Regions from separate parts of the Mus musculus genome. Here region 1 is linked to region 2. Evidence: chromatin loops called from intact Hi-C (ENCODE). Cell type or tissue: gastrocnemius. All regions are shown on one strand. Each heading gives the region's core, and the rest is flanking DNA. Links, peaks and the distances in the headings are about the cores only.

Evidence for each region. Hi-C counts contacts between places; a loop is a spot of excess contacts. Peaks named below come from ENCODE experiments on the same cell type or tissue, not always from the same donor. Only the 100,000 strongest peaks of a DNase experiment are listed, where the experiment ranks them.
Region 1: it touches region 2 in a loop (7-fold over the local background); 17 of 42 quality-filtered maps call a loop at or near these places.

What each region holds. Positions count from the first base shown.
Region 1 is chr10:59,106,955-59,111,357 of GRCm38, reverse strand. All of the region lies in intron 8 of Sh3rf3 (SH3 domain containing ring finger 3), which reads right to left. Among named protein-coding and RNA genes, the nearest start is that of Gm23223, 87 kb to the left of the region's middle. In gastrocnemius, for the core only: no CTCF peak of the experiment used is centred there; DNase peaks (open chromatin) are centred at 757 and 2,148.
Region 2 is chr10:59,290,765-59,295,167 of GRCm38, reverse strand. No RefSeq gene overlaps it. Among named protein-coding and RNA genes, the nearest start is that of Gm40670, 26 kb to the right of the region's middle. In gastrocnemius, for the core only: a CTCF peak has its summit at 2,368; DNase peaks (open chromatin) are centred at 1,364, 2,392 and 3,535.

The DNA.
Region 1 (4,403 bases), core at 299-4,298, 180 kb after region 2:
GACACCCGAACAGTGACAAATATTTATAGTATTCATCTTTTCTGTCATCAAAGGGACCTTTGCTGCCAGGATTATAATGCATCAGGGGAAAGGAAATGTGGAGGCTATTCAAGAACTGGTGTGTACTGGATGGAACTGGCGCTGATAACGGAGATGGAAAGCATCTCTGTGGTCCAGCAGTCAGGGATGGGTTTATGAGGGATGGGGCAGTTTGAATGAGAATGGTCTCATAGACTCATCCATCTGAATGGCTGTTTCTCAGGCATTCAGGAACTGTTTAGGAAGGATTAGGAGGTGTGGCCTTGTTGGAGGAGGTGTGTCACTGGGGGTGGGTTTCAAAGGCCCACTCCATTCCCAGTTAGTCATCTCTGCCTCCAGCACCAGGCCTGCCTGCCTGCTGCCAGGCTTCTTGTCATGACGGTCATGGATGGCATGGTGTCTTATCTTGGCAACAGAACTAAGACAGAGGTCAAGTGACCAGTGGTACTGATCTTTCTTACAATGGCCTTCTTCTATCTAGTATGTCCCCAGTCTCCTGTGCCTCACCAGACCTAGTGTGCATAGCTGGCAAGGGCAGACTTAGCAGTAAATGGAATTCCTACCTTGTTCCCTGACCCATGGGAATGAGGGCCACTGTGGTGGGGGAGCCCCGTGTCATTCCACAGGACTGCCTCTACTGGGGAAGACTGGGAACCAAAAGCAACTCAATCTGCACTTCCCAAGGACTGCTTGGATCAATGCCACTGCTGAGAACAGGAAGGACACGGGGGAGGCTTTGGCGCATGCTCACCAGTCTGCCATCGACCCGGTTACTAAACAGGCAAACGGGTGGGAAACTCAGACAGACGACTGGGGTGAGCTTACCCTGGTGACAACACATACTGTACCTGTTGTAGCAGATGTGCCTTCATTTTGGGGGAAATACTACATCCCACAGTCCCTGATGTGCAGTTACTGATGTGACAAGGATTTCTTAGTAAAGACACCAAAGGCCACCTATCAACTGGCAATAGGTCATCACTGTCTGGTCTGGAGGGCCTCCCTTTTCTAGCTCTATATGGCAGCACAGTTTTCAGGAATCTCCTTCACTCTCCCTTTCACTGCCTATTACAGCAGACCATCATGGCGAGACTGCCAAGCTCACTGGCCTCTATATAGCATGCCACTAAACTCAGGGAAGATGTATGTGTCCAAGTAGATAATTAAATCTGACTTTCAACCTCAGTAGAACTCCTAGGGTGCAGTAGCTTGTGCCCTGAGAAGTCCCTTTAAAGTAAATGATGTGCTGCCTCTGGCTTCTCTTACAGCACACCACCTCCAGGCCCCAGCGGATAATGGATGCATCATATTCTCTACCTGGTGTAGTATAATAATCCATTTATCAACTGGCCTCGGCCCTACTACTTCTGAGCAAGGCATTGAACAGAGGCAGAATCACTGGTCCATCCTGCAGTGCTAGATGCTCTGCTACACACACACACACACACACACACACACACATACACACGGTCAGTGCAGATGCTGTGATGTTTGCAGCCTCGGGCATATCTGGCCTTTAGGATTCTGGAGCAATACACAGTATTCCTTTTTAAGTCACTGCTCTCTAAAGAAGTGCATCTTGGGGTCTGGAGAGGTGGCTCGGCAGTGAAGAGCATTTGTTCTTGCAGAGGACCTGGGTTTGATTCCCAGCACCCACGGGGTGGCTCACAACCATCTGCACCTCCAGTTCCAAGGCTTCTGACGCTGTCTCCGGAACTCTGAGGGTACCAAACACACAGAACCATACATGTGAGCAAAACACTTATACACATAAAGTAAGTACATTTCTAAAATGTTGTTTTAGAAAAAACTAGGTCTTGTCTTTTTATTATCAGGGCTTGGTAGAGACTGCATATTTAACTCTGAGCCACCAAGATACCTTGCAACTTCAGCTGCCTGCCATCAAATGAAAGGGGTGTATCCAAGATTGGCCTGACTAGGCCCTAGGGCATGAGTAGGTTATGGGGCAAGCGAGACTTATGGTTCCTTGGTGCCTTTCTCCAGCCCCACACCATTGGCCCTGGGCTGGGACTGTTTTGATAATCACATGACAAAGAGAAGCTGCAGGCCAGGTTTAGGAGATTCTGCATGGCTTGCAGACACTGCCCTCCAGTGGACAGTTTCAATACTGCACCTTCTCTTGACATCTGCGAGGGCTTGTAGAAGGGGAACTATTATTTCAGTGGGCAGTACCCCTGGATATGGAGGGTGGCCAGATGTATGACTGAGTAGCAGTTTATAGCCATGCTCAGTAACTTAGCTAAATAATCAGGCTCTTGGAAGGAAATTTGAGAATGGTATGAGAGTAGCCCACTCTGGATAAAATAAGCAGTTATTTGTTCACTAAAGAACGGCCATAGCCACAGACATCAGTAATGAAGTGGATAGGATAGTCTGCTCTGTGTGGATACTAGGCAGCCTTTCTCTAGCCACCTCTCATTGACCAATGGGTTTGAGGGCAATGGAGGCAGGGATGGAGGTAGGTACGTGTGTATGAACACCATGGAATTGTGCTCACCAAGGACAACCTGGTTAGATTCACTGTTGACCTCAGGCAGCAGAGACTAACCCAGTACCTAATAAGGTACCATCCCTTGGGTAACTGATCAATGACCGGCAGGAGCAGTGCTTTCTCATTGGAGTAGACATGTTAGATATGGGCTCGTCTCTGCATAGCCGAGATGCACAGCTTCAGGCAATCAGGGAGGAAATGGGAATGGGACCAGCCACCACAACTCCCAGTGACTCTCATCCTTAGTCCAGCAGTTCTACTGAGGAGCAACCACCACTCCACTGAACTGCCAGCCAGTTCAGAATGCTTCAGCTCCCTTGAGGTCCCTGGATCTCGGGATCCCTGGATCTCTGACTCACTGGCATAGGGAGGGATTTTGATTCCAAGGGGACACAGTGGAGGATGAACCAGAACATGATTGGAACATAAGAGACACCGTAGAGCACTTGGTAATACCAGGCTATGTGGTTCAGGTCGGGGGCAGGGGTCTACAATGTCTCAGTGGAAGTAGTATTACAAATGGCAGAACCTCAGAGATATGGGTGTACCCCACCAGGCAAGGGAGCACAAAAAGGCAAGGTATTTCTTGTGTGCAAAGGAGATTCAGGTTGGGGACTATACGGATGGAGGTGACTGTGTGACATTTGCTGGGCCACGTGACCAGTTGCAGAGAGGAGGACAATCGTGGCAGGTACTTCCCTCCTGTTTTGTTATGAATGTGCATTGAGTCACAGATCTGCTTTCTTTCCCTTTGTCCCCTCTTGTCACACAATGTGAGATGTCAGCATTTGCCTATGTTAACTCTTACGTCCTAATGTTTCTGCTACAGAACGTTGAGGGCGCATCTTCCAAAGATGGCCGCCTCTTCTGGGTTAGTGGGTTTGGTTGCTCTCAGGTTTGGTTGCTCTCAAGAGCCCAGCTGCACCATGCTAAGCAGAGCCTGACCTTGCTATTGTCCTTGGTTGAGGACTCCCGGTGGCTTAGGGCAATTCTCGGTTGGTACCAGACAGAGAAGAGTGATTAGTTTGCTCAGGCTATGGCACACAGTTGTTTGGTCAAATGCTTGTTGGGATGTTTCTGTGATGGTAATTTGTAGATGTGGCTAAAAATCAACTAATTTAAAAACAATAACCGACTTTTAATCTCCTTTAGAAAATGACTTCAAGTATGTGTCTTGAATACAGTGGCATTCAACGCAGTCGGTTCAAAGTCTAAAGAGCAATCTAGGCTTCCTGAGGATAAAATTGTTTTTCCCTCAAATTGCAACAACAAATCCTGCCCAGGTTTTTTTAGTTTGTTCGTCGGCCTGCCCGACGGATTTCAGCTCTGCTCCACAGATTCTGAACTTCGCAGTCTCCGTAATTACATGCACTAAGTCCTTAAAACAAACAAGTTAGTGGTATCTTATCTATCAATAGATGGGTTAGTGGTATCAGACTATCCATCCATCTCCTACTGGTTTGGTGTCTCTGAGATGGTTGACTGATAGAAACAATTAATTCTCTTTATAGTATTTGCATGAGCAGAAAAAGACATTTCCCTTTTAAACATATTGATGTCTAGAGGACTGGTTAAGTGATATTAAAGTGAGGGACAAGTCAGGGGTGTGGTTAGAAACACAGCCACTGCTGCCAACCATAAGAGACGTCCTAGAGCCGTGGCACTTCCATAAAGTCCACAGAAGACCTCTGACAACATCTGTCTATCAAAAAGCATGGCGAATGTCTTATGTTGTGGCCTGGAAACAGATTAGCTTTCTGTTGTGGATGAGCATAGTTTCAGTTTTATAGATAAAAGATTGTTGAAATTAAAAAGGTACTCCAAGGATCTTTTTACCATAGTCTGCATTTTC
Region 2 (4,403 bases), core at 324-4,323:
GGATTTCAGCATACCTGTTTGCATCCTTGACATGTTTCAGCATGGTCACACAGTGACGTAGGCATACCGTTTGCATACTTTCCATGTCCTGTACTGCCAAATGGCAATGTAGGTACTCCTGTTCTCATACCTGGTCCTACTATCTGCCTTTTGCATACCTGCTGTGTCCTGACACTGCCACCTGCTTATGTACCTGCTGTGTCCCACTGCCAACACGTAGTGGGACAAGCACACCTGTTTGAATGTTGGCTGTGACTACCACCACACATTGCAGCATGGATACACCTGTTCTTTGTGCTTGCTGTGTCCCAACCACCAGCCAGTGCTGGCTTTGCATGCCAGCTAGGTCCAAAGCTACCATTTGGTGGTGCAGGCCTGCCCATTCCCTTCTGCTGTGTCCCAGCACTACCATGTGGCCGCACACGCGTGCCAGTTTACATACCTAGTGTGCCTCATCAATGTAACACGGTGGCACAGCATGATGGGCCATTCATAGATCATGTCCTGACACGGCCACATGGAGCAATGCATAAGGCTGTTTGCATACCTGCCATGTCCTGTGCCATTACGTGTACGTGATGGCACAGAAATGGATGTTCATGCCTGTCATGTCCCAGCTCCCACCACTTCACAGAACCCACATGAGTGTGCACTTGCCATGCTGCGATTTTGGCATGTGGTAGCACAGGCAGCCTGGTTCCCATGTCTGGATGCCGGATGTATCCCAGTGCTGGCATGGTGTGGCCCAGGCTCACCAAGTTCCAGCACCACCACTTGGTGGCAAAAGCACACCAGCTTGCCCGCCTGCAGTGCCCTGCAATGCTTTATGCCATGTGGTTGTGTGGCCACTCTTGTTTGCACACCTGTGTGTCCTAGCAGCCTGGTAGCACAGGCATGCCTGTTTACACAAGGGCTGTGTTGTATGACAGTATGTTACACCCATTCTCACACCCACTGCCACATGAGGTCTGGGCACATCTGTTCCCATGCCTGTTCACACGTCTGTTGTGCCCCAGGGCCAAATCATGATGGCTTGGATTGATTTGTTTACATGCTTGCCGTGTCCCAGTATTACCACATGGCAGCCTGGGCTCACTGTTGGTATACACTATTTCCTAATGCCACCACATGATGGCATGGGCGTGTCCATTGACCATATTCCAGTACTGGTATGAGGAAGCCTGGGCATGCCTGTTCACACATGTGCTGTGTCCCACTGCCAGCATGAGCACAGCTGTTCATACCGTGTTCGATCCAAGTGTGGCCACCGGGCAGCACAGGCAGGCATGCCTGACCACACTCTGGCACATTTACACGTACCCTCCGGGTGATGACTTGGGCTTGCCAGTTCATCCACCTGCCATATCTAAGCACCATGATGTAGCAGTAAGGCCATGACTGCATGCACACCGGCTGTGTCCCAGCACTGCTATACAGCGGTCTGGACACGCCTGTTTACAAGCCTGCTGTACTTCAGTACTACCACAGGACGGCATGGGCAAGCCTTTTGGCAACCATGCCATGTCCCAGCGATGCCACATGGTGGAACAGATGTGTAAACACATGTTTACACACTTTACATACCTGCCGTGTCCTAGCATTGTCCCTTGCTCATGCAGGACCATCTGTTCCCACATGTCTCTTGCCACATGATGGCCTGGGCATGCGTGTTCATATGCCTGCTATACCATAGTGCCACCCTTGCCAGCCTGTCCATGCCTGTTTGAAGACTCCTGTTTGAATGTCTACTGTGTTCCAGCACCTCTGCGTGGTGATACAGGCGACGCATGGGCTTACACGTTCATATCTACATTCATCCCAACACTGCCACGTAGCAGCACATGCATGTCTTGTTTGCGTGCCCGCCACATCACAGGGCTACTATGTGGAGGCACCGGCATGTCTGTATGCACACCTGACAGTCACACACCTCAGCATGAGGCAGCTTAGGCTTGCTGGTTCACAGGTAGGCTGTGTCGGCTTCTATCGTGTGGCATCCTGTGGACACCTTTTTGCACACCTACCATATGCCAGTGCTGCTATGTGATGGCATAGGCATGTCTATCTGCACACCTGCCATGTTCCAGCACTACCGTGTGATAACCCAAGCATAACTAGCCACATGCCTGTCATATACCAGTGCCACCACATATTGCCCTGGGTTTTCCTATTTACGTGAATGATATGCTCTAGCCTACTTTGTGACAGCTGGGACCTCACTGTCCACAAGCCTGCCATGTCATGTCCAACACCACCATGTCACAGCCCAGGCACGACTGTGTGTATAGACTGTGCATATATCTGTTGTATTCCAGCACCTCCATGTGGCAACCTGGGCTACCTGTTCACACATGTGCCATTTCCAAGTGCCACCACAAGGTGGTGTGGGTTCACTACTCTACATTTGCTAGCTCCCAACACCATCTCGTGATGACAAAGGCTTGCCTGTTTGCATGCCTGCTATGCCAAAGCTTCACCACAGGGTAACACTAGCACACCTATTTGCTGTGTCCCTGGCCTGCCACACTATGGCCTAGGCATGACGGTTCATATATGTGCCACCTGTTTGCACAGTTACTGTGTCCCACTGCTGACATTCGGTGGTGCTGGCTTGCCTGTCCCAGCACCAGCACCTATCAGGGTTGGCATGCCTGTTCACATCTGTGCTGTGTCCCAGTGCCTCGATGTGGAAGTGTGGTTGTATCTATTGGCATCTCTGCTGTATTTCTGTGTAGGGCACTGGGCACGAGAGGAAAGGCATGGAACTGGTGAGGTGGAGCATATTGAAACCCCGGAAATCTGAGACAGCAGAAGTAGAACTACTCCATGCCTGCTTTGGGGCACATAACCGCAACCCCCAACTAAGATGATCACCGGTAGTTGGTCACGTGGCACAGCGCCTGGAACTCTCCCCCATGCAAACAACATCACCAGCATCTTAGCCTCAGTCAATAGAATGTATCTACCCCACAAATTCCATCCCATTCTCCAAGGCTTGTATAATCCCTGTCCGAATGGAATAAAGTACACAAACTATTTCATCAGGGATCATCTGAGACTGGTTGTTTTATTGAGCTGTAACACTTGAACGAGGGCTCGCTCTCCCAAGCACACACTCATCTTTGAAGCTTGGACCCACCTGCCTGGCCAGACTCCTATTGCTCACAGAGACTCACATTAGAGTGCTGGCAGCCAGCATTGCAGCCTCTGCACAGGACTCAGGACTGATTACACCCTGTGCTGGCCACTGGAACCTCTTTATTCCTTTTCTAAGAGCTGGAACACACCCAGTATTCCACAGGGCACCAGAGCCCTGTGGAACCAATTCATCCCAGACTCAGCCTCTTCTGTCTGACATACAGCAGTGTCTGATGCCCCAGAAGGAAGGGGCAGACTGCAGGCTCCACCCACTCTGGACTTTGCCCTGCCTGTGAGCCGGTGTACCAGCATCCCACAGGAGAGGTAGAACCCGGAACTGCACTTTTGTACTGCTGTGTGTGGCCTGGCTGTGCTTGGTCTTGCCGTGTCCCAGGGTCACCATGTGATGGCATGGGCACCCCTGCTGTGTCCCAGCATTGCCATGTGGCAGCCTGAGCATGTCCCATGTGCTATGCTATATGATGGCACAGGCATGCCTGTTTGCACATCCACCATGTCCCAGCACCACCATATGGCTATGTGGGCAGGCATGTTTGCACACATGACAACATGTGGTGGCACAGGCACATGTGCTCTATTGGTTCCGTGTTCCCACACGGGCCTGCCTGTTCACATGCCTGCAGTATCCTGGCTCACCTGGCTCACTGCCTGGCTCACCTCTTCATACCCAGTGCCTTGCCGTGCCCAGTACCACCACATAGTAATGTGAATCTTCCTGTTCTCATGCCTGCCGTATCACAGTGAGGATACATTACAGTATAACTTTCCACACCTGTGACGTGTCCCACCACCATCACAGGGCAGTGCCTGCATACCTGTATGCATGCCTGCTATGTCCCAGCATGGCAGCCTGGGCACACCTGTTTACATATCTGCCGTATCTGAGTCCTGCAGTGCGGTGGCCTGACAGGCATATTTGTACACTGGTTTTGTCCAATCTACACAACATGGCAACCTACTCACACTTGTTGTTATTTTTGTGTGCATGCTGTTTCCTAGTGCTAGCACACAGTAGTGAGGGCATGCCTATCCACACACCTGCCACATCCCAGTGCCACCATATGGCCACACCCATATGGCCACACAAGCACTCCTGTTTGTGTGCCTGTCATTTCCCAGCACTGCCACATGGCAGAATATCACACCTATTCATGCACCCTCTATGTCTTAGAACAGCCAAGTGGTGGTGTAGGAATGCCTGCATGTCCCATGTTGCACCTGGCATCATACACACCTGTTCACGC